Regions from separate parts of the Mus musculus genome. Here regions 1 and 3 are each linked to region 2. A link is a loop called in an ENCODE intact Hi-C map of the cell type or tissue named here. Cell type or tissue: heart. All regions are shown on one strand.

Evidence for each region. A loop is a pair of places that touch in the nucleus more often than their neighbours do. Peaks named below come from ENCODE experiments on the same cell type or tissue, not always from the same donor. Only the 100,000 strongest peaks of a DNase experiment are listed, where the experiment ranks them.
Region 1: a loop joins it to region 2, with 2.5 times the contacts of the local background. A loop is called at or near these places in 6 of 42 quality-filtered maps.
Region 3: a loop joins it to region 2, with 4 times the contacts of the local background. A loop is called at or near these places in 5 of 42 quality-filtered maps.

The regions. Positions count from the first base shown.
Region 1 is chr3:90,612,109-90,620,108 of GRCm38, forward strand. S100a6 (S100 calcium binding protein A6 (calcyclin)) reads left to right here and starts at 786. Exons shown (of 3, transcript NM_011313.2): 1 at 786-1,118; 2 at 1,635-1,796; 3 at 2,083-2,306. The coding sequence starts at 1,659. The coding sequence ends at 2,214. In heart, CTCF peaks have their summits at 682 (motif pointing right), 3,480 (motif pointing left), 3,692 and 5,722 (motif pointing left); DNase peaks (open chromatin) are centred at 993, 1,553, 2,553, 3,473 and 4 weaker places; H3K4me3 peaks cover 876 bases; H3K27ac peaks cover 520 bases; H3K27me3 peaks cover 529 bases.
Region 2 is chr3:90,409,251-90,417,250 of GRCm38, forward strand. It overlaps Ints3 (integrator complex subunit 3), which reads right to left. Exons shown (of 30, transcript NM_145540.3): 4 at 6,243-6,356; 5 at 5,908-5,992; 6 at 4,280-4,346; 7 at 1,951-2,095; 8 at 748-877. Among named protein-coding and RNA genes, the nearest start is that of Ints3, 20 kb to the right of the region's middle. In heart, no CTCF peak of the experiment used is centred here; a DNase peak (open chromatin) is centred at 3,571.
Region 3 is chr3:90,705,246-90,713,245 of GRCm38, forward strand. No RefSeq gene overlaps it. Among named protein-coding and RNA genes, the nearest start is that of S100a9, 14 kb to the left of the region's middle. In heart, a CTCF peak has its summit at 3,525 (motif pointing left); a DNase peak (open chromatin) is centred at 5,006.

The sequences.
Region 1 (8,000 bases), 200 kb after region 2:
ACCCCAGGAGCCCTTCTCCTCTCCCTTCCAGGAACACCCCTCCCATTACTCACTGAAGAGTGACTTCAGGATGCTAATCCCTCCCCACACCCTACCAACTTCCTCTTCTCAAGACTCCTCCCCATTACCCCCCCCCACCCCAGGAGAAAATGTTCAAAACTTTTCACTTGAGATGAGTAACTGAGAATGCTCGCTGGGCTTGGCTCTACTATGTGCACATTCATGCATAAGCTGCTCTAAGGATGAAAATCCAGGCAGTGAGTGGGAGGAGGCGAGTGATGTTGCTAGAAATTTATGGTTGGTGGGGGATGCTGTTTAAAATCTTTTAGACTGTGTTCTTTCCCCATGCCCCCTTTGATACAAGGCTCAAAATTCTACCTTTTGGGATCAACGTCTTTAGCTATATATCAAGATTTAGACCAGTGGTTCTCAACCTGTGGGTTGAGACCCCTTTCACAGGAATTGCCTAAGACCATCTGAAAACACAGATATACACATTAAGATTCATAACAGTAGCAAAATTATAGCTATGAAGTAGAAACGAGAATAACTTTATGATTGGGGGACCACCACAACTTGAAGAACAGTATTAAAGGGCCGCAGCATTAGTCAGGTTGAGTGAGAACCATTTCTTAGAGGATGTGGTAGACAGACTGCTTCCCCTCCCTCACTTGGGGACCTTGCCACTAGAGGGCAACAGCATCAGTGTGGTTCCCAGTCCCCCTCACACTGATGCTAACTTTAAGGACACTGCTCTCGGGCTGGCAGAAGGTTCAGCACACAAGCCAGAGTTTCGAGTCACGTGCCAGAAGGGAAAACTAAACACGGAATTAGAGAAAACTTGATGCCTCTGGCTTGCACTGGTCTCCTTTGGGCCCGTTAGGGCCCGCTAAACTCCCTCATTCCGCTCCTAATCCTGGACAGTCCAGGCAACAGGGGCGTGGAAAGTTGAGGGGGCTGGGATGTTCGTTTGCCTTGCCTCAGGCGCTGGGTGGGGTCGGGGCGTGCCAGCACTCCCTGGGCGGACCTCACGGATGCTGGCCACTATAAGGCCGGCCAGACTGCGACACATTCCATCCCCTCGACCACTCCTTTGGCGCTTCGCTGTCGACCGTGCGGTGAGCTCTCGCTGGGGGGTCCCTCTAGGGTCTTTCTGCTCCTGGGCAAGGGGTTAAGCCACTTCCTTCCCCCGTCAGCCTCTGCAGGCTCAGTGGGTGGAATGCATTGGGATCCAAGTTTTCGGAGCCCAGGGAGGCAGGGAGAGCCATGATTAGGTGGGTTGTATCAGGCAAACCCAGAGGCTAATGCATCCCTATGGGGCGGCAACCTGAGTCTGCTCTTCTGGGGTGCAGGAGGGTTTGCCCTGGGTGTGTCATCGTCCCAGTGTGTGGCTATGTCAGGAGGTGCCCAGGGGCACTCTCCATTCTCTTCCTTGCTCAGTCATATGCCCTAGTTCTCTTGGAAGCCCTGGAGGACAGTGCTCACAGATCCCAAAGCCCCTTCCATTCTTATATCCCTCACCTAAGTTGCCCCGGCTGCCACCTGTGTTGGCTTGAGACTGACTGCCTCAGGCAGGGGGGTGGTGAGAGAACTCTCTGCTATCAGCAGCACTGACTAGCCCCTCTGTCAAACAGCTTCTTCTAGCCCAGTGATCAGTCATGGCATGCCCTCTGGATCAGGCCATTGGCCTTCTCGTGGCCATCTTCCACAAGTACTCTGGCAAGGAAGGTGACAAGCACACCCTGAGCAAGAAGGAGCTGAAGGAGTTGATCCAGAAGGAGCTCACCATTGGCTCCGTGAGTAGCCCCTGTCCCGGTTCCCCCTCCTGCCTCTCATCTGAGTGGCATTTAATCACAGTTCCTGATCTTACTTCCTGTGGAGGGATGCTCGTATGCCTCCATGCTGCCCTGTCCCCTGAGGGAGGAGCAGGGGCTGAGGAGAGTAAATCAAGGTAAACCCAAGCTGAAGGCCCATCTTTGGTCCCAACGAGCACTTGTTTGAGAGAGGACTTCCAGGGAAGGGGTAAGGAATCTAGGGTGTTGGCCACCACTGAGTGTGGACTTCTCCTTCTTAATGTATTAGAAGCTGCAGGATGCTGAAATTGCAAGGCTGATGGATGATCTGGACCGTAACAAGGATCAGGAAGTAAACTTCCAGGAGTATGTCGCCTTCCTGGGGGCCTTGGCTTTGATCTACAATGAAGCTCTGAAATAAAATGGGACCGTTGAGATGACTTCCGGGGGCCTCTCTCGGTCAAATCCAGTGGTGGGTAGTTATACAATAAATATTTCGTTTTTGTTATGCCTACTCATGTGTTCTGGCTTCCCACTGATTTCCAGTTGCTTCCTGCCTTGCTGCTGGACCCACCATCCAGTGGTCTTAGTCACAGTTAAACTCTGGGAGTAGTAGCTCATTGGCCCACCAGGCCAGGTCTGCCAGCTGACCAGGAATCTTTATGGGTATTAGAAGAGGAGGCCCCTCTAGGCAAAGCCACTCTAAACAAAGGCTCAATCAAGTGACCTTCAGGAGAAAGTGGCCTTTAGAGGCAGGTCTGCAGTAGTCCCAGCAGTCTCCTGGCAGACACACTTTGGTCTGGGTGTGGTGAAACAGGGAGTACTAGGTGGGCCCTGACGTTGGGCAATCCACCTTTTCACTGTGTGTTTGTGTGTTATATGAGGGAGGCGTGGGGAGAGGCACATCTGAGGTGAGCAGGGAGGGACACAGGATGACTGAGTTTTCCGTAGCTGCCTGTGTTCCAGTTGGAGGTGGAGGAGACTGTAGGAGACGGTCCCTAGTGTCAGGTATGGGGTCCTTTTTGTTGAGCTAAGGAGCTGGCAGCTCCACGCACATGTGACTCACGAGGTGCTCGCAAACAGGGCAGGGCTGGGGTCCCGAGACATGCCAGATGCGGCATCAGGCCTTTCTGTCAATATTGACCCAGCCTGTCCCTGCAGAATGACTCATGGGGCTACTTCCCTGGAACGTAGTTGAACCCTCAATCCCTATCAGAGTAGATGGCCAACGGAGTAACTGTCTATTGTGTACAGTTAAATCATAGGTGTGGGGGAAGCTGTGTGTGATGTGTCTGGGTGTCATGGAGACAGCATTTGTTGCTATTCCTCCAGGGAAGGCCTAACCCAAGTTGGACAACATCCTGGCCAAGCCCCGAAGGGCAAAGATCTGGACTTCATGTGGAGACCATAGCTGTTTTCACTTCTTACTACCCACCCCTTCTCCAATCCACTTAAGACGTTAAATGGTCTTCCCATGCTCTGGGTGGGGCAAATAAACAGCAACAGCTGTATTTCTTAAAAACCTTTCTTCTCCAGCAGTGTCCTGGTCTTACCACGTTGTTGGACAGCCAGAGGGTCCCCGGGTGGGCCACCCCCATTCCATGCTGTTCAGTATAGGCTCTATTCAGTGGCTCTGGAAAAGTACACCACACCCAGTTGTTGATACTTTGGGGTGTGGAGGGATCGCCCTCTTGTGGACAGAGAGCAGGTTACTGGTAGGGAGGCTGCGGTTGGTGGTGGTGGTGGGGCGTGTCAAGAAGGAGTGGGGGGTGGGGGGAGGAGCCTGGCAGGTGGGCATAGGAAGAAAGTCAGTTAATTTTCTGAGCCTTGTGGAAGGAGCACCAGCGGCACCGTGGATGGGAGCCAAAGCTTAAGAGGTCTGGGCTGTGAGAGGGGGTTGGAATTAGCTATTCAGGGAATGTAAGAGTCGAGCCATCGTTTAGTTCTCAGCAATCAACCCTACTTCATCCGAGGTACATCTATGATAAGCAAGTCAAGGGAGGGAAAGTTTTGTTAAAGACAGGTGGAATCCAGTCCCATCCTGCCCTCCTCTTTCTGTGGTTAGATGGTCAGACAATCATCTAGGCTCTTGGAGGGCAAGGGGGAATTTTTTTTTCTTTTAGGTACAGGGCCTGGTGGTGGAAGGAGATGCTTGGTCCCTTAGGAGGCCGGCAGGCAGGCTTTGCTGTGTATCAGGATCACAAGGCTAGAGAGGAGATGAAGGTGCAGAGCTCATCTGCTAAATAAAACTTCACCTCCCTGGGCATGATGGTGCACTTCTTTAATGCCAGCACTCAGGAGGCAGGCAAATGGATCTCTGTTGAGTTTGGGGCTAGCCTGGTCTACACAGAGAAATGCAGGCCAATCAGGGCTGTATACTGAGACCCAGTCTTAATGAAAAAGTGAGGTGGGTGGTGGGGTGGGGTGGGGTGGGGTGGGTGGTAGGGGGAAGCTTTGAAAAAAGGAACAAAACAAAACAAAGTGAGATAAAATGAGTAGCAAAACATTTGCCTGTGTTGGGGGTATAGTTTAAAACTGAGACGTAAAGGGCCATTGACTGGAAATTTTGGTGGGGGCAGAAGGCAAGGAGTGGAATTGGGTGTGGTCAGGTGTAGACTGACTTCTTTCATTAGTCCAAAAGATTTCAGGTTGGCTTTTGAGCATCGTCTAGGTCCCCAGGAGAGGGTTGGAGCTGGGGACTTTGTAGTGGATTCCTTCCCTGTACATGGCCGAAGACTATACCCAGAGGCTGGGCAGAGGGCATGGTCCTGCTCTCCCTTTTCCTGTAGTCAGCTCTATTCTTTCTTTGCCCTGCCTAAGTAGCACTAACCCTATCATCTAGTTACCCTTACACATGGGAGGTTGGAACAGTGGCAACTGGGTCCATAAACTGGGTGGTCTCCCAGGTTGGCTGTTGGCATGGGACTGACTTGGGATGTATTATCTGTCCTCTGCCATGGATATCAGAAACTGTCAAGAACACCAGCACCACTTCCCACAGTGTCTGTGTTCCACAGTACTTGCATTTGTACAGGGTGTTACTACAGTTACTGTGGCCTCATCTCCCAAAGAATTATGTGTAGTGTGGGTTACTAAAGGCTAGAGTTGCAGGTTGTCCACCAAGGAGGGACAGTAGAAGTTCTTGGAGGGAATGAACTCTTCTGACCCAGGCCAGCTCATCAATGCTTTCCTCTGCTGCTTCAGGATTTAATGTCACTCTTTCTTCTTCATGCCTGTCTCTTAAATGTTTTAATTAAATATCAAGAATGTACAAACAGCTTATAGACTACACCAAAAATATAAAAATTGCAAACCAAAACAATATTTGTCAAAGAAACAAATATTGAGGCACATGTCTTTAATCCTAGCAGTTGGGAGATAGAGGCAGGTGGATCCCTGATTTTGAGGCCAGCCTGGTCTACAGAGTAAGTTCCAGGACAGCGAGGGCTACACAGAGAAACCTTGTCTCAAAAAACCAAACCACAAACAAACAAAACTAAAAACAACAACAACAACAACAACAACAAAACCCCAAAAGACCAACCAACCAAATAAACCAAAAAAACCAACCCCTGACCATTTTGCTGAGGTGAGTCAGTGGGTAAAAACATCGGGTGTTAAGCCTGCTGACCTGAATTTAATCCCTAGGACCCACATGGTGAACAGGGAGAACTAATTCCTGTAGGTTGTCTCTGACTTCCACATACATGCTGTGGCATGTGTGCCTATATATGTGTGCACACATGCATATGCACACAGAAATGAATAAATGTAATACAATTAAAAAAAAAAAAGAGAGAAATAGGGTTAGAGAGTTAGCTCAGCAGGGAACTGAAACTGTTTACAGTTCCCACGTGGGGCAGCCTGAACTCCAGATCCAAGAGAAATATCTGGTGCCCTCTTCTGGTCACTGCAGCCATGTGCACTCAGTTGCACATTTTATTTTTTCCAAAACATATATACATCTAATTAAAAAATATCTTTAAAAGATACTATAACAGATATATGGTTGATTACTTTTTCTAGAGTGGGTCAATGAGCCAGGCAGACATTGGTGTACTGGTTCATCAGGGATCTAATGAAGGAAGCAGATTAGCAGCCAGATGATAAAGATGCCCAAGGCCAGGCATGTGAGGAGTAAAGGACTCTCCTGCCTTTTCTGAGCACTTTACACTCAAGGAACCTTTACATATTCTGCTATCTGAGCCCTCTTATTCATTTTACTTTATACAGGCTCATGTAGTCCCAGAGGCCTTGATCTTGCTTTGTGGTTGAGGCACGTTTTGAATTCCTGATCCTCTTCCCTCTCACTGCTGAGTGCTGGGAGAACAGGTGCATGACACTATAGCTGGCTTGAGCCGGATCCTTTCAGGTTATTGATGGAAGCTTCGTTAGGAAGCATGATTGATTACATCCCTAGCCATTGACCAAGTTTGCCTTCAGCCCTGGAGGTTGACATGTGAGGATGAAAGTGTTAATTATGAGCATCCGGGTCTTTCTGATGACCAACTCCATCTTATCTTGGGCTACTGGGCATCTCATTAGTGTACAGTCCTAAGGTTACTGTTGCTGTGGGGAAACACCATGGCCAAGTTGTGGAGGAAAAGGTTTATTTGGCTTATACTTCTACATAGTAGGTCATCACTGAAGAAAGTCAAGTCAGGAACTCCAACAGGGCAGGAACCTGGAGGCAAAAAGCTGATGGAGAGGTGGTGGAGGGGTGCTGGTTACTGGCTTGCTTCCCACGGCTTACTTAGCCTGTTTTCTTATAGAACCCAGAACCACCAGCCCAGGGGTGGCAGCTCCACCTCTGTGGGCTGGGCCCTTCCACATCAATCATTTATTAAGAAAAATGCCTTCTCCATGGGCATGGCTTGCATATGGTACGCTTACATACATGCAAACAAACCACCAATATACATAACATAAAATGATTAATTCAGGCATGGTACCACAGACTTTTAATTCTAGCACTCTGGAGCTAAAGGCAGGCAGAACTGTATGAGTTCCTTGCTAGCCAAGGTTACTTAAGAAGACCATCCCATAATCAGCCCCCAAACGCTGACACCATTGCACACACTAGCAAGATGTTGCTGAAAGGACCCTGATATAGCTGTTTCTTGCGAGGCTATGCTGGGGCCTAGCTAACATGTAAGTGGAGGCTCACAGTTAGCTATTGGATGGATCACAGGGCCCCCAATGGAGGAGCTAGAGAAAGTACCCAAGGAGCTGAAGGGGTCTGCAACCCTATAGGTGGAACAACAATATGAACTAACCAGTACCCCGGAGCTCGTGTCTCTAGCTGCATATGTATCAGAAGGTGGCCTAGTCAGCCATCATTGGGAAGAGAGGCCCATTGGTCTTGCAAACTTTATATGCCTCAGTACAGGGGAACACCAGGGCCAAGAAGTGGGAGTGTGTGTGTCGGGGGAAGGTTTGGGGGACTTATGGGGTAGCATTGGAAATGTAAAAGAAGAAAATACCTAATTAATCAAAAAAAAAAAAGAAGTAACACAAAATCATCATTGGGAAATCTTAGGTCCCCCAATTACTGGTAATTAAAAAGATATTTTTTTACAGAAAAAAAAAGAAGACCTTGTCTCAAAATAAAATAAAATAAAACCTGAACAAATACCCTCCCTCAAGTAAATAAATATTAAAAAAAATATACTTCAGGGGCTGGACAGATGGCTCAGTGGTTAAGAGCACTGATTGTTCTTCCAGAGGTCTAGAGTTCAATTCCCAGCAACTACATGGTGGCTCACAACCATCTGTAATGGGATCTGATGCCCTCTTCTGGTGTGTCTGAAGACAGCTACAGTGTACTCATATATATTAACTAAATAAATCTTAAAAAAAAATACTTCAGTGTGAGATGTTCCACAATAAAACTTTTTAGAATTTGATTGGCATTGCTTTGATTTTGTAGGGTGACTTATAGAGAATGTTGACCCTTGAAACCCATGAATATGATTTATCTTTCGTTTGTTTGAGTTAGGGTTTCTCTGTGCAGACCTGGATCCCCTGGAACTAGTTCTGTAGACCAGGCTAGCCCCAAATTCAGAGATCTGTCTGTATCTGCCTCTCAAGTGCTGGAATTAAAGTAATGTACCATCATGTCCAGCTCATCTCTTCATCTTAAAGGATTATTTTCAATATCTTTGAATGACATGGAATCATATCTAACCTAAAGGAGGTACTTGTATT
Region 2 (8,000 bases):
ATGAAGCCTACAGAGTTGCTGTTCAAAATACAAAAGGATTCTGGGTAAGTCAAAAGGACAAGAAAAACCCTGTCAGGAGAAAACATACAAGCATGCAAGAACACACCCTCTGGACTAAGAGGCTAGGGCCATTTCTTTTTCTTTTCCACAGCTCTAGAAATCAAACTGAGGACACTGTAGGTGCTTTATCACTGAGCTACATCCTAGAGGCCCATCTCTTCCGGGACCAACTGGGCCCTCTGCTGACTCGGCCATATTAGTTTGCCCTTTGACTCCCTGTCTACCACAGCAAAACTGGAGACTTGGCCATCACCTTGACAAGGAACAGTGGAAGAAGAGGACAACATCTTTCTGTCTCACGATTGTCCTTTAAATGTCTTATTTTAGTTTATTGCTGCATAGATGTAGATGCACACACGTCACAGTGGGTGTCACATGTGCTCTGGTGACGGGATTCCGGCCATCAGGCTTGGGGTCAAGTGTTTTACCTACTGAGCTATCCTGAGGCCTTGTCTGATTTTTTCTTTTTTTTTTAGGAGCAGTGGCAGCTGAAACCAGTCATGTAGGCCCTAGCCAGAAACTACATGAACTGTTCTGCGCCTCTGCCATTCCCACACCCAGATGAAACTGGCATAGTGTGTCCTATCTCAAGCTTTCCCTGACTATCAAAATCTCTCCTAGGCCAACTCTGCCCCTTCAAATCCAATCAGGACAACAAGGACAGGGCATACCCAGGGGCTCACTTACCTGTAAACTGAGGACTCAAGGCCTGAGGGTTATGGATGATATCTTTCCACAGTAGTTCAAATTCTGGTATCCTAGCAACATTCTGAAGTAATCTTACAAGGTCCCGGCCAATCATCAAACATTCCATGAACTAGATAGGAGGGAGATTGGAGAATGGGGAGCAGGAGAGAGAATAAAAACATGTATTGCTCCCCTTCTGGAGGAAGGACAAAAGAATAGCATGTTCTATGGAGGACAAAAGAAAACGTCCTATGAAGGAACCCTAGATGATTTGTCTGGAGCAAGGGACTGTTCGGGGAAGAGAGGTGGAGGCTGGGGACCATCACAAGGATAGAGGTGCCTGGGAAGAGCTGGACCACACAGACTCTTAGACCATCAGGTCCCCTCTCTCTCCTGATTCTAAAAGTATGAGGCTGGGAAGGAGCATCCATATATCCTACCCCAAAATTCATTCTGTCTATCAGAAAAGACAATTTGTCATAAAAGAAATTATCTGTATCTGTTTGGTCTAAACAAATACTGATTAATGACATGTGCCTATACAATTATGTGAATGCATTTTGAATTTTTTTTAGAGAGATTTTTATTTTATGTGTATCAGTTTTTGCCCACATGTATATATGTGCACAACATACCTACAGAGGCCAGAGGAGAGTGCTAGGTCCCCTGAAACTGGAATTCTATATGGCTGTGAGCCACCATGTAGGTGCTGAGAACCAAATCCGGGTCCTCTGTGAGAACGGCACCTGTTCTTAACTACTGAACTCTGATCTGATATTTCTTTTAACTAACTTTTCCTATGTAGTCAGTGTCCTCATAGCTTAGAGTTAGAATATCTTTCTTGGGAGAAACTATAGTAAATAATTCGTAACCACCCAAGTAAACACAACAATTACTTCTGGGGGAGGTGAGATTCATGTAACAGTGGACACACAATAGCAGCTGTCTGTTGTACAACAATGTAAGCTGGAACGGACCAGAAAAGCCCTGCGGATGGTGGCATTATATCTGACATTTCTAGGAGCAGGGGGTATTCCACTCCGGTTCCCTGTCCTTTGCTCCTGAGCTGTCCAGGGATGATGAAAATACCACATCTGAACCACCTGCACCCCTAACAAGGTATCTCTGGCCCAGAAGCATAAAGGCCACACGGACACCACATCTTGGCATCACTTCCTCATACTGTTTGTCCTGTTCCCTTACCCGTTCCCGAAGCAAGGAGATGCAGAAGTCAACTTCCTTCTGCCGAAGGGTCTGGAGCTGGGCAGTCCCATGGTGGTCCACAATAAGTCGGAGGTACGTGTACACAGCCATGGCAATGAGGATGCTGCTCTTCAGCACCCACTCCCTGCAGGAAGGGAAGACACTGCACAGACTGCTTGCCTAGACCTCCTCACCCTCATACTGCTGTGATGACACACACTGAGAACGGCTTCTGGCTTCTGAGGGTTTCACTCTGGCTGTTATACCCGACTATGAGTTGACTAACAGGTAAAGGTAACTAATTTCCCTCACCAGACAGATGCCTCACTAAGGTAGGTACCAAATGAAATCAGCCTCCTATAACATAAATACATTCACAGCTACCAATAAAGTAGCTGTGCTTGTTAACTCATTCAACCGCCAGAGCATATCATAGCTGAAGCGGTGTATGTTAGGCTTGGGAGAGAGGTAAGCTCCATTTTTCCTGCTGAGCTATGGAAAGTGTTTTCGGTCAGTAGTTCTCTTAAGTATGATGCAAAGACCTCTGGGGATTTCTAGGACCTTTCCAGGCCCTGGAGTTCTTAGAACACATTGTGCTGTGCTGTGCCTCTACCAGGTTTATTACGACAGCCCCCAAACCACAAACCTTTCCCAGGTTCTAACCATTCACCCCACCCTCAGATAATTAGTTGCCTGCCCTAACCCAAAATCGGGGAGGATTTGGGGGTGTAGGGGAGACATCTGATTTTAGATGGCAAAGCCCATTTCCCCAGTTTCAGAATTTCCGTGGAAAACAGAGTGATAAAAACATTATCTGTTTCCCGCTGCTTCAAAAGGGACAAAGGTAAAGGCTCAGTGGGGAGGGTCTAAGTGCCAAGTCGGCTGTAATTGCTTTGACACCCCTGCTGAAAGGCAGGGAGCTAGAGGAAGAGTTTAATTAATATAACCAGGCAACTTCCTGATTCAGGAAAAGTAATCAAGCTACTTAATTAACTAAAAGGCCAAGGCCTCTTCTTTTCTTCTTTCTTTTTCTTTTGTGTATGTGTGAGCTGTTTTTTGAAACGAGAGTCTTGCTATATAGCCCAGACTAGACTTGAATTCAGAGTAATTCCCCTGCCTCAGCCTCCCAAATGCTAGGATTATATGCATGCACTACTAGGCCCAGTACTGTCCTTTTGTTTTCACAAAATGGAAATGCTAGCCAAGGACATGCACTTCCTTTTACCCCACATCCCTGAAATACTGGGAGAGGTTAGGAAAACAGGGTGGTAAGCAGAACACAGGCTTCAGTGCCAAGGTGTTCCCTTTCACCCAACGTGTGAAGGCTCAGGCAGCCATGCGGCTGCTGTGTGACCCTGCATGGGAAATTCAGCTACAACAGAATCTGACACGAGGGACATTATGAGAAAAATCACTTTGGAGGAAGGTCACTAGCAGAGGCACAAATGTGCCATGAGGATGGCACAATGAAGAGGAGAAGCAGATGAAAGGGAGAGCCTCTCACCAAAGACAGCAGAGAAACACAGAGACCAAGAGAAAGAAGCAGAGGCCAAGTAAGAAACTCCTAGGAAGTCCCACTGCTAGTGTGATGACCAGCCCCAGGGCAGCTGCATAACTGGATCCAGGCCACGAGGTGGCACTACAGAGCAGGGCTGGGCAGAACATAGCTCTCGATTATGAAGAAACCATCCTTTTAATCTGAAATGAATATGAATTTTAGGCCTCTCAGTCATTTGGCTACTTGTTGTCTTTACTCAGAAAGAGTCACTAAAAGAAGTGATGCAGAAACTGGGACCCTATTAGCATCAAGGGGAAGCCACAAGCAAATTTACATACTAGAAGGGCCCTCACACAGCCCTTCACTTTGTTGGAGAACAGGAGCCAGAAGTTCAAATGTGGCCCCATGTCACTTTATAGCAGGATTCTCTGCTCCCTAGTCACCTACATTGGCCCTGTGACATTCCAAAAAAGAGCATGTGCTGGCCTGAGGCTGGGAGGGAGGAGCGTATGGTACCTGCCAGGCTCGTGTGGTTGGCTGGCCCCTCTGCTGAGCTCATTTCCCTCTCAGTCCCCCCAAACATAAACATTCCAAGGAGGTCTGGGTCAAAAATAAACCCTTATCAGATGAGACCAGATTTTCTGGGCTCTGAGATATTTTAGCAAGCGCCTTCTTTCCCATTCCTCCATCTTTTGACCTTAGTTCTCCATCTGCCACCATCAGGCCTGCCACACCTTCCCCTGGCCTCAGAGTGCTCTGAGCCACCAGCCTTTCTTTCCCATGTCCCATACTCACACCCCTCACAGCCCCACCCTTCATGGGAGACTCTACCTCTGCTCCGTCAGGATATCCAGGACACTTTCTGCCAACCAGATATTTTTGGCTGTAACATCGCCACCTGATTTCAAGGGGTGGGAGGGGGAAGAATCAGAATACAGTAGCTCTAATTAGCAACTCAGCTAATCGAATAAATCTCTTCAGTCATCCCGATGGTCCACTCTCCCACCACTATTGCCCTGAATGCTAGAATAAACCGTTCTCTCTTTTAGGATGTAAACATTTTCCCTTTGCCTTGAGAGAGAAAGAATGTTCTAGAACTGCTGCCCTCCCCCCCAAACCAGAGAGGATGATATTGTTCTATCCACCAGAACTGCAGAGGTAATGCTTTGTCCTTGAAAAGTGATGACTGAGAAAAACAGACCTTAGACGCCCCAGCTGAAAAGGCGGTATCTGAACCAGGGCCTAAAAGATGCAGGCAGCTGAGAGCAGCTGCAGTCTACTGTCTGAGAGTCAGGGTGGGATTCAGCATTCTGACAGGCTAAGGGATATCTATACACCAGCCTTTGGATCTTGCCACTGAAATCCCTGGAGCAGAATTAAAATGCAGTGTTGCCAGATAAAAATATTGGAATGAGAAATGGGGCTGAGAGTGTCAAACAGTTAAGAAAGTGCCAAGAAAGAATAAAAATAAATACTCAGCACACCAAGGCTACACATTGCTCTGGATCTCAGTGAAAAACAAGGTTAGTGTTCACCTAGTTGCATCACAAAGATTAGGGCCATACATGTGACGCAGTGACATCAGTGTAAAGAGAAAATCCTGAAGAAAATGCACAGCACAGCCAGGTGCCAAGGCAGGTAAGAAGCTGTCGCAGGAGGACTGTGGGTGTAAGGCCAGCATGGGCTACATAGCAGGACTTGTTTTATTTAAAAAGAAAAGGGGGGTGGGGGGGAGGGAGGAGCTGGACACGGCATACTCCAGAGGTGGAGTGCTTGCCCAAACTCACGAGAACTTAGGTACAGTTCTTATCGCCACAGGAAACAGAACCCAGACGCTGATGGTGAAGCAGAGCCACAGAGTTGGCCTCATTTTTATCTATTATTATTAATACTTTGCTTTGTTTCTTGTTTTAATCAGGAAAACAAAATGCAAACAATCTCAAAGCAGGAGAGGTGGCCTGAGCAGACTTTTCTCATATTCAGTATTTCAGAAAGATGTCACGGATTCGAAGATTAGAAAAACCCTAAATGTCAGGGACTATTCCGTGACACTGTCCCTCAGACTAGCTCCAAAATGCCAAAATCACTAGCGACCCAGTGTTTAGAACAGGGGCAGAGTCGGGGAAAGCAGAAAGGCAGAGAGCAAATGGCTTCACTCGATTCTCTCTGCACCCCCTTCCTGATCTAGCATGCTGCTCAACTCGAGAGAGATGAGTGGCTAACACAGACCAAACCTGGTCAGCTCTTAAGTTAGCAGGAAAGAAACCAAGGCAAGACTCACTAATCCAAAGACCCCTGTGATTTTCTGATCCATTTTCTTCTGCAACATATGTGGCCAGGAGACATCTACACTAGGGTCCAAACCGTATCACTTGAGTTCCTCACGGGTACTCAGCCCTTGCTTAGACTTATCTCTGGGCTCCTTCCCTTTCTTCTAGTGCTCTAGCTAGCAAGCTTACCTGCAATCTGCTTCATAAATGTCATGCAAACGCCATCAGCTCCCAGAACTCCACTCTTTACTAGTTCCCGAACCAACCACACCAACTAAAGGAGAGAAAAAGACATTCAGAGCAGAGATGTGAATTTGGAAAAGGAGCCAACTCAATTGTGCACAGTTTAGATGCACAGTAACAGAGCTGCCTCCCCAGCCTCTCTTTAGAAGGTTCACCTCCAGCCTACACCTCTGAGCTGTTTTCTTTTCTTGTTTGGAGCTGGAGCTTGAATCTAGGCCTTGTGTGTGCTAGGCACATGCTCTAGTGACCCTCCAGTGCCCCCTCTTTGCTTTTGGCCTCACCTGAGTACGGCAGGTATCTTGCAGCTTCAAGTACTTCTCCATAAGTAGCTGGTTGATCTTGTTCAGGACGATGTTCATACCATCACGACTCACCAGAGCCAAGTCCCGGTAACACTGTGTGGAATAAGGTTCGTGAGTAGCCAGTGAATGGAGATGTTGACCCCACAGCAACCATCCAACCCCAAAGCCTTCCTCTTACATAGAAACACGAGGATACTGAGAGGCAACAGAGAGGCAATGGAGCACTGTGTTCTCCATTCTTTCTTCTACAGGGCTCCTCCATTGCAAACCTACCCTCTTCTGCCTCTTGGATTAGGGAAAAAGGACTAAAAGATTCTCTAATAAGGCAAGAAAGTCTGCTGGGCAAAGCTCCTAGTCCTGTCCTTGTCCCCCAACCTCCCTTTTCAGGAAGTGTCATACTGTTTGATGCCACAAGCTGAGCAAACCCAGGTGGAAGCCATCTGTGTTTTATCTGCCAGTAAAAGGTCACTGAAAAATGGCTTTGGGTGAAAGTCAAAAAGAAACCCAGAGGTTTCTAGACATGCTGTAACCCAGCCAGATGCAGCAAAGGGAATATAAAGGGATCGGGGTCTGGGAGAAGGAACAGAAACAAAACTGTAGTTTCTTAGTTTGATATAGTTGTACGTGCCTATAATTCATCCCAGCATTTGGTGGTTAAAAGAGTGATCCCAGCACTCAGGAGGCAGAGCCAGATGAATCCCTGTGAAGCCAACCTGGTCTACAAAGTGAGTTCAAGGCTCGGGTTATATAGAGAAAGCTGTCTTACAACAACAGCAGCAGCAGCAACAACAATAACAAACTAAAACAAACCACAAACCTTTATTTTTATCTGTGAGTGTGTGGGTCAGAGGAAGGCTCTGTGTGGCAATGCTTTCACCCACTCATCCCCTTGCTGGCACCCAAACATGAGCTTTATTAACTAAATGACTTCTTCTGTTCTCTGAATGACCTTTGCTTTTGCCAAGTATTGACGTGTTGGGGAGTGGGGGGCTTAGCATCCTTCCCCCTGGAGATACGGAAGTGTACAAGTTTCTTCTGAGTCACTGCTTGCCTTTCCCTCAGACCTTCTTCTACCCTGCTTCTCTTCAATGAGTTCAGGCCTTAGGGAACCTCATTAGCTGCCTGGTGCACCTGCTGAGTTCTATCCTGTCATGGACTCAGCCAAAAGGGTAAAACTTAAGGAGACATCAGCTTCTTAGCTACAGAGAAACCTCTGTAATCTCAGCATTTGGGAGGTAGGAGGAAGACCAGGCATTCAAGGCCATCCTCAACTACAGAGAAAGTTTGAGAACAGTCTGAGCCACCTGAGATCCTGTCAAGAAGGTGGGGGGTGTTATAATAGTGACATAGGGTCCTGCCCCTAACCAAGAATCTATTTGCAATTGATAGCTGCTGGCAAAGGCAAAACTATCAGTGTCACTGTGTGTGCCAACCACACTCTGAGGCAGCTGCATGCTCAGGATTAGCTGGCCAACATAGAACAGACTCCATGCTTTTTTATTATGGAGGCTTCTGTTTCATTTTCTTTTGGCACGTTTTGGTCTTAGTGGGTCATTTTTATTACTTGTTTTGATTTTCATTTGTGTGTATGGGGTTTTTCATTTGTTTTGTTTGTTGTTTAGAAAGGGTCTCTACATAGTTCTGGCTGTCCTTGAACTCACTAAGCTGGCACTCATAAAGATCCACCTGCTCTGCCTCTCAAGTGATGGGATTAAAGGCATGTGCCACCATGCCCAA
Region 3 (8,000 bases), 300 kb after region 2:
TTTCTTTTTCCTTTCTCATGGCAGAGAGTTTTGCTGGGTATATTACTATAGGCAGAGAGTTTTGCTGGGTATATTACTATACTGGCTGTCATAATCTCTTAGGGCTTAGAATGCATTGTCCCAGGTTCTTTTGGCTTTCAAAATTTCCATTGGGAAATCAGCTGCCATTCTGATGGGTTTTCCTTTATACATGACTTCTTTTTTCTTGCAGCTTTTGATACACCTTGTTATGTATACTTAATGCTTTAACTATGATACATCATGGGATTTACTTTTCTGGTGGTGTCTATTTGGTGTTCTGTTGGCTTCCTGTATCTGTACGATGTGCTTTTCCTTAGTTTGGGAAAGAGGTCTTCTATGAGCTTGTTGAAGATTTTGATCTATGACACTGACTTGGGATTCTTCAGCTGTAGTTTGAAGATTTGTTTTTTCATGGCATCCTGCATTTCCTATATGTTTCTTTCCCTGTGTTTAATTTTTTCTTTATATTCCTTGCTTATTTCGTCTAGGTCCTCTACTTTATTTTTGAGTCCTGATATTTTATCTTCTGCCTGATTCATTAGACTTAGAAAGTTTTCCTTTGAGTTTTCTGGTTGAGTTATTAAGATTTTCCATCTTTATTTCAGCTTGAGTTCTCATCTTATCATTCTTAAGTCCTGCCTGTGCTTATCACCCCCCTCTGCTTCATATTTGTGTCTTCTTGGGCATCACTCAGGTTCTCATTCTCCCTAGGCTCTTTCTCAATTCCACTGAGCTCTTTCTTCCTTTCTTCTTTAAACTTCTTGAATTCTTTGATGAAGATTATGATTATTTAAAAAAAATTCTGTGTCTTGGCATACATGTAGGTAATTCTCATTGGTAAACATTTCTACAGGACTAGTAGATGCTGGAGAGAGGATGCTACCTTGATGTTTCACATTGTTGGTATTTTTGTAATCAGATTTTGCCAATGACCACCCTTAGCGTGGAGAGGGGATCTGAGAGAAGGGGTGTCTGGGAGCAGTGAAAACAAATGACTCGAAGTCAAACCATGGGTTCAAGCTTGCAGCCTAGGTTCTGCTGAGGTGGCTTTCCAGACTACTTTCTCTCTGTGTGTTCTGCTCTGCTCTAGACGGCTTTTTCTTGCTATTCTCAAAACTTTCTGGTTGAGACAGCTCTCTCTGCTAGTAAAAATTCTAAAAGCTATCTGGATAGCTCATGGATTTTCTGACCAAAGTCAGAAAAGCTGCTGTAAAAAAAAATCATTGGATCTTCCAACCAAGTCAAAAAATTCTTGAAGAGCTGTTTTAAGCTCTCTGCAGATCTCCAGACAGCTCGGCTCTCAACAGAGAAAGTTCTAAAGAAGAGCTGCTATTGCTTTCTGCTAGCTCATTGCATGCAGACCAAAGTCTAGTTTTCTCTTTACATATCACTTCAGTTATTTATTCCAGATTCCCTTTTGATTGCCCTATGATTCAACATCCTGTGAACCCAGCCCCTTAATTCTTAGGATACAGTAAGCACACATTTTCTTTTAACATTGCAAAAGAATTCAGAGAGACCTGCCTGCCTCTGTGAAGCATAGATGCTAAGCTGGTTGGGTGGGACCCTGACCTGAAAGTACCATTTCTACCACACCTGGGCCTAACCTTGCTCTGTCACAGGCTCCTCAAATTCCTGAACTTAGGAATTTGTCTGTTTTTGTAAACATAAACCAAGTAAACTTAAGTTGGGTTTCCTGCATATTTGAGAAATCATACATTTTTGTGTTTAGATTTCTTCCCCAGTCTTGAGGGCTGTCCTGAAGGTCCCAGTGTTTACCATTTTGCTGATTCATTACCCATACCTTTGCCTCCCGGACTCCATGTTATCTAATTATCAAAGAGTCATTAACAGGGAGGATGTTCCTTAAAGGAGGAATGTAAAATATGTACATTATACAAATAAACTTTATACCCACAGCAGCAATCGACACTCTTGGAGGCCTATGTCTGCTGGACCTGTCCCAGGGCAGGAACCATGTCAATATGTCCCCACCAAGGCCATGCTGGACTTGGCAAGATCTGGATACATAGACTTCTTTTGTTAGTTCTAAGTCTAATATGGACAGATCAGGTTGGGGCAGAAGAGATGATATTTGGACAGGTTGAACCAAGAGGTTGGAAATGGCTCGGATGAAATGAAGTTAGGTGGACAGATGACTGGTGTACAGGATGTACCTACTAAGTCCAAGTCTGGGGTGCTGGCGTAGATCTGGATGGGTGGAAGGGTTTGATGTAGCATGGGAAGAGCTTGGGCATAGGAAAATAGGTAAGGCAGGTCCTAGCAGAATTCTAGAGATCAGTTGTGGCATAGATAGTGGAGGTCAAACTAGATCAGAATACTGGCTATGGAGTCTGGGCTACATATAGCTGGTTGGGGAGAAGGCATGGATAGGAGGGTCAGGGAAACTCCCTGTTCTAGACCCTGGAGAAGGAAATGGGAGTTCTAGCCGTGTGGGCAGATTGGATGTAGTCCAGAAGGACTTGGGGGGGGGGTGCTCCAGGGCCTTTGGTGACTTCTGGTTTACTTATTGTTTTCTTCTGTAGAGGAAGTTAGTATCCCCCTCACCAAAGTTGCCCTTCAGGCCCAACACCACCCTGCCTGTCTGTAGGTAGCCACAGATAGCTCCTGAGAGACATCCTATTGTACACTGACCCAGAATGAACAGTTTGAGACAAGGGTGCCAGGAAGTTCAAATCCAAAGAGCTCCCAGGTGGTAGGTAAGGAACTATAGACTATTCTGCAATCTCTGGGTCCACACAAAGTCTTGATGATTAGCCACCCTGAAGGCCACCTTCAGCCCTGCCTGCACTTTGGGCTACTCCCATATCCATGCAAGGGCTCTTCAGCTACCTGGCTTCTGAACTCTCATTCATAAGCTTTGTTAAGTCTGCACATTTCTCTCATTCCTACCTGGGCATCTCTGCTCAGAATCTCTGATTGCCAGGAAACTTGACATTCCAAGCTGAGAAAGCTGCTTGTCCCTTTCTTGTCCCTGGCTACAGTTCTCCAGTCCTTCCACCTCCCCTGGATGTTGCTGAATAAACTGTTGCCTTCATTTCACTTCCCACTGAAACTCCAGACCTTATCCCAAGACTTGGAGGTGTTATATCTCAGGAGCTTCCTGTTGCCTGGCTCCACCTCAGGCATCTCCTTGAAGTCTACAACCCTTTGTAGAAAATAACAGGCTTTTCCAATCAGCACACTGTGGACATTATAATTATTGGCTTTTTCGGTCTGTCTCCCTTACTGCATTATTAACCTGCTAACTCATCACTAGATAAGTTTTGCCTGCAGGAGACAGATAAACATTGGCTAAACACAACGAAGACTGTGTTGGTTTTGATAGAATGTATTTTAGAAGGTTATTTTCTACAATTAAGAAGTTGTGCAACACAGGACACATCAGGGAAGACGAGGGATTAGACTGTGAGGGAGATTCCTGTTGGGTAGAAGGTGACATCAGGATTATCAGAATGCATATGCTGCCACCTTATGGCCTGTCTATGTCATGACAGCTTCGGCAGTCTTTTGGACTCTAATTTTAAAAATTTTACATTTAATTTTTTTAGCCTTAATTAATTTACTTTATTTTTGTTGTATATGCTCCTGTATGTGGTAGCCACAGTTGGAGACTGGGTTCTTTTAAGGGAGTCTCTGTGGTGGATTTTCACAAGATGGTCAATGAATTCCCGATAAGGAGACTTGGTGAACACAGCCTCTGTGCAGAGGTTGGGGGTGGGGGTAGGGTTAAGTTGCTGTAGGTCTTGGAAGATGGCACTGAAGATGGCTTTGGCAAAGTTGCCTAGGGTGGTAGTGAAGCCCCTGGATGATGTGGAACAGTCATCAATACTGGTGTTCAGCAGCAACTTCTTGGGCACAGGAGTAGAGATGATGCCAGTGCCTCTTAGGGAAAGGATGAGATGTGCCATCACAAGCCACAGCTACCGGTCACCTCGAATGGAACAGTGTAGTGTTCGTCAACCCTATTCCCTCAGTAACTTCTCTGCCCTGGGATGATGGCCAAGATGATGGTCCCTCTGATGGCAATGGCTACTTCTTTGGAGGATTTAGCACCAAGACCAAAGTGACCATTGTAGTCTCCAGTTGCAGTCAGAGCCTTGAATCTGGTTGATTGGTCAGCCTGAGTCTGCTCCCACACCAACACGATCTTTAGAACTTCAGCCTTTAGGGATGTGCCCAGGAAAAAGTCAATAATCTCAGATTCCCTGATGGTCAGGAAGAACAGGTGGATCACCTCCCAGGGTCTTGATCTTCATGTCCTTAACCAGGCAGCTCAGTTGGTGATGGAAATCCATTCCTTGCCTTTGGCTTTACCTCCATGAGCCCTGTGTTCTCAAGCATGAACGTGGGTCTCAAGTCTGCTGCTAAATCTGCGGAAGCTGCATAGCCTCCTATTGGCCATTTGGTGTTTTCCCAAAGAAGTGACCACTACAGGCTCTGCACTGCGTCTGGGCAGCATAATAGAGCTGGCTATGGAGGTAGGAATCTGGGTGAGCTAGTCCTGAGGGTGTGACAGGGGAGAGCTGGCCCCTGCCAGTCACCTGCAGTGAGGTGGTGTGGGCATGGGGGTGCTACTCTTCCCCACTCACCCTTTGCCACCTGCGGTAGTTTGGCACCAGGGTCATAAGAGCAGGAGAGCTGGTCCTGCCCCTTACTAGCTACAATGCTTGAGAGCTTCAATTCTCTTGGGCAGCACAGTGCAGGATACGTGGCCCTGCTTCTCATCTGTTGTGAGGTTGTGTGGGTGCGGGGAAGATGCCCTCCTTCTCCCTTACCACCTGAGGCAGTTGGGTAAGCCAGCCCGGAGGATGTGAGAACTGGAGAGCTAGCCCAGCCTCTCAACGGCTGAAACGCTTGGAGAATGAGCCCTGCACCTCGACCAGCAGCACAGTAGAGCTGATTCTGGTGGCTCTCAAGAGCATGAGAGAAAGAGAGCTCACACTGCCCCCTGCTGGCTGCAACATTGGGTGAGTTAGCTGGAGCAGTGCTGAAGAGCTCGCCCTGGTGGTGCAAGTGTGGAAGAGCAGGCAGGCTAACCAACTCAGCTAACAAGCAGGTCCAGATCCAGGGCTTTGAGTTGGCCCACCCCAACATCTACCTCATTTATGAACTGCTGGAGCACGTGAAGGGGCCAGTCCTGCAGAATAAAAGCTGCAGGATCTCCTGACACAGGGAAAATACAGGATATCTGAAAGGAGTCCTTGTGAGGATTCAGTTTTGATAGTGTAGCAAAAGCGAGAGGCGTTGCAATGACATTGCAATGCACATTTGCAAGGAAAGATGTGTGGACAAAGGGAATACCATATGGCATACTACAGCTTCTACCATGAGATGTATTCTATGTTTTGTTTTGTTTATTTTTTAAAATGTTTGTTTTTTATTTTCTCTTCAGGGGGAAGTTGCGAGTGCAGAGGGTGTATACAAAGGAAGAGGGAGATGAGTGGGATTGGGGCGCATGATTTGAAACTCAAGAAATATCAGTAAAAAGTTAAAAAAGGAAGTGAGTCCTTTTTAAAAATTCAAGGTAGGAGAAGTTTGAGGATAATTCTTTTTACAACTTAATATTTTATTTAGTATTCAAGTGTGCACAGGTGTTTCCATCAAATGCGCCCCTTATTCCTTCCCTTCCAGTTACTCCCCTGTCCAGTCCCTGAGTTTTTTTCTCCAAATTTCATTTCTTTTAGTTTTCCTTTTTTTTAAATTAAAATTTATTTTTTATTCGTTATTTTATTTATTTACATTTCAAACGTTATCCCCCTTCCCGGTTTCCCCTCTGCAAACTCCTATCCCCCTCCCCTCCCTCCTGCGCCTATGAGGGAGCTCCCCTCTCCCAACCACTCCCACCTCAGCTCACTGGCATTCCCCTACGCAGGGGCATTGAGCTCCACAGGACCAAGGGCCTCCCCTCCCATTGATGCCAGATAAGTCAATCCTGTTACACACGCAGCTGGAGCCATGGGTCCCTCCATGTGTACTCTTTAGTTGTGGTTTAGTCCCTGGGAGCGCTGGGGGATATAGTTGATTGATATTGTTGTTCTTCCTATGGGGTTGCAAACCCCTTCAACTCCTTCAGTCCTTCCCCTAATTCCTCCATTGGGGTCCTTGTGCTCAGTCCGATGGTTGGCTGCAAGCATCTGCATCTATATTGGTCAGGCTCTGGCAGAGCCTCTCAGGGGACAGATATACCAAGCTCCTGTCAGCAAGCATTTCTTAGTATCAGCAATAGTGTTTGGGTTTGGTGTCTGCAGATGGGATGGATACCTAGGTGGGGCAGTCTCTGCTCCACTCTTTGTCCCTGCATTTCCTTCAGACCGGAGCAATTCTGGGTTAAAATTTTTGAAATGGGTGGATGACCCCATCCTTCAATGAGGGCCATGCCTAACCACTGGATATGGTCTCTACAGGTTCTACCTCCCCTTTGTTGGGTATTTTAGCTAATGTCATCCACTTTGGGTCCTGGGAATGTCTTGCTTCCTTGGAATCTGGGGCTTTCTCATGGCTAACCCCAGTTCCCCATCCCCCATTGCTACATACCTCCATTCAATTTCCTGACCTTCTGTACCTCTCCCCTCTCCCCCATGCCCAGGAGTGGTATAGCTGGGTCCTCAGGTAGTACTATGTCCAATTTTTTGAGTAACCACCAGACTGATTTCCAGAGTGGTTGTACCAGCTTGAAATCCTACCAGCAATGGAGGAGTGTTCCTCTTTCTCCACATCCTCACCAGCATGTGCTGTCACCTGAGATTTTGATCTTAGCCATTCTGATTGGTGTGAGGTGGAATCTTAGGGTTGTTTTGATTTGCATTTCCCTGTGACTAAGGATGTTGAACATTTCTTTAGGTGCTTCTCAGCCATGTGAGATTCCTCAATTGAGAATATTTTTGTTTAGCTCTGTACCCCAATTTTAATAGGGTTATTTGATTCTTCAGAATCTAACTTCTTGAGTTCTTCTATATATTGGATGTTAGCCCTCTATTAGATGTAGGGTCGGTAAACATCTTTTCCCAATCTGTAGGTTGCCATTTTGTCCTGTTGACAGTGTTCTTTGCCTTACAGAAGCTTTTCACTTTTATGAGATCTCATTTGTCAATAGTTGATCTTAGATCCTGAGCCATTGGTATTGTTTAGGAAAATTTCCCCTGTGCCAAGGTGTTCGAAGCTCTTCCCTACTTTCTCTTCTGCTAGATTCAATGTATCTGGTTTTATAAGGAGGTCTTTCATCCTCTTGGACTTGACCTTTGTCTCTTATCTTTGGAGACAATAATGGATCAATTTGCATTCTTCTACATGCCGACTGACACTTGAACCAGCACCAGTTGTTGAAAATGCTGTCTTTTTTTCCCCACTGGATAGTTTTGCCTTCTTTGCCAAAGATCAGGTGTGTGGGTTTAATCCTGGGTCTTCAATTATATTTTCTGTACCAATACCCCCCCCCCCCTTTTTTTTTTTTTTTTAAAATCACTACTGCTCTGTAGTACAGCTTGAGGCCAGGGATAGTGATTCTCCCAAACATTCTCTTATTGTTGAGAATAGTTTATGCTATTCTGAGTTTTTTGTTATTCAAGATGAATTTGAGAATTGCTCTTTCTATCTCTAAGTTGGAATTTTGGGGATTGCATTGAATCTGTAGAATGCTTTTGGTAAGATGGCCATTTTTACTATGTTAATCCTGCTGATCTATGAACATGAGAGATCTTTCCATCTTCTGAGGTCTTCTTTGATTTCTTTCTTCAGTGACTTGAAGTTCTTATTGTACAGATCTTTCACTTGCTTGGTTAGAGTCACACTTAGATATTTTATATTGTTTGTGACTGTTGTGAGGGTGCCATTTCCCTAATTTCTTTCTCAGCTCATTTATCCTTTGAATATAGGAAGGCTATTGATTTGTTTGAGTTAATTTTATATCCAGCCACGTTGCTGAAGTCTTTATCAGTTGTAGGAGTTCTCTGATGGAT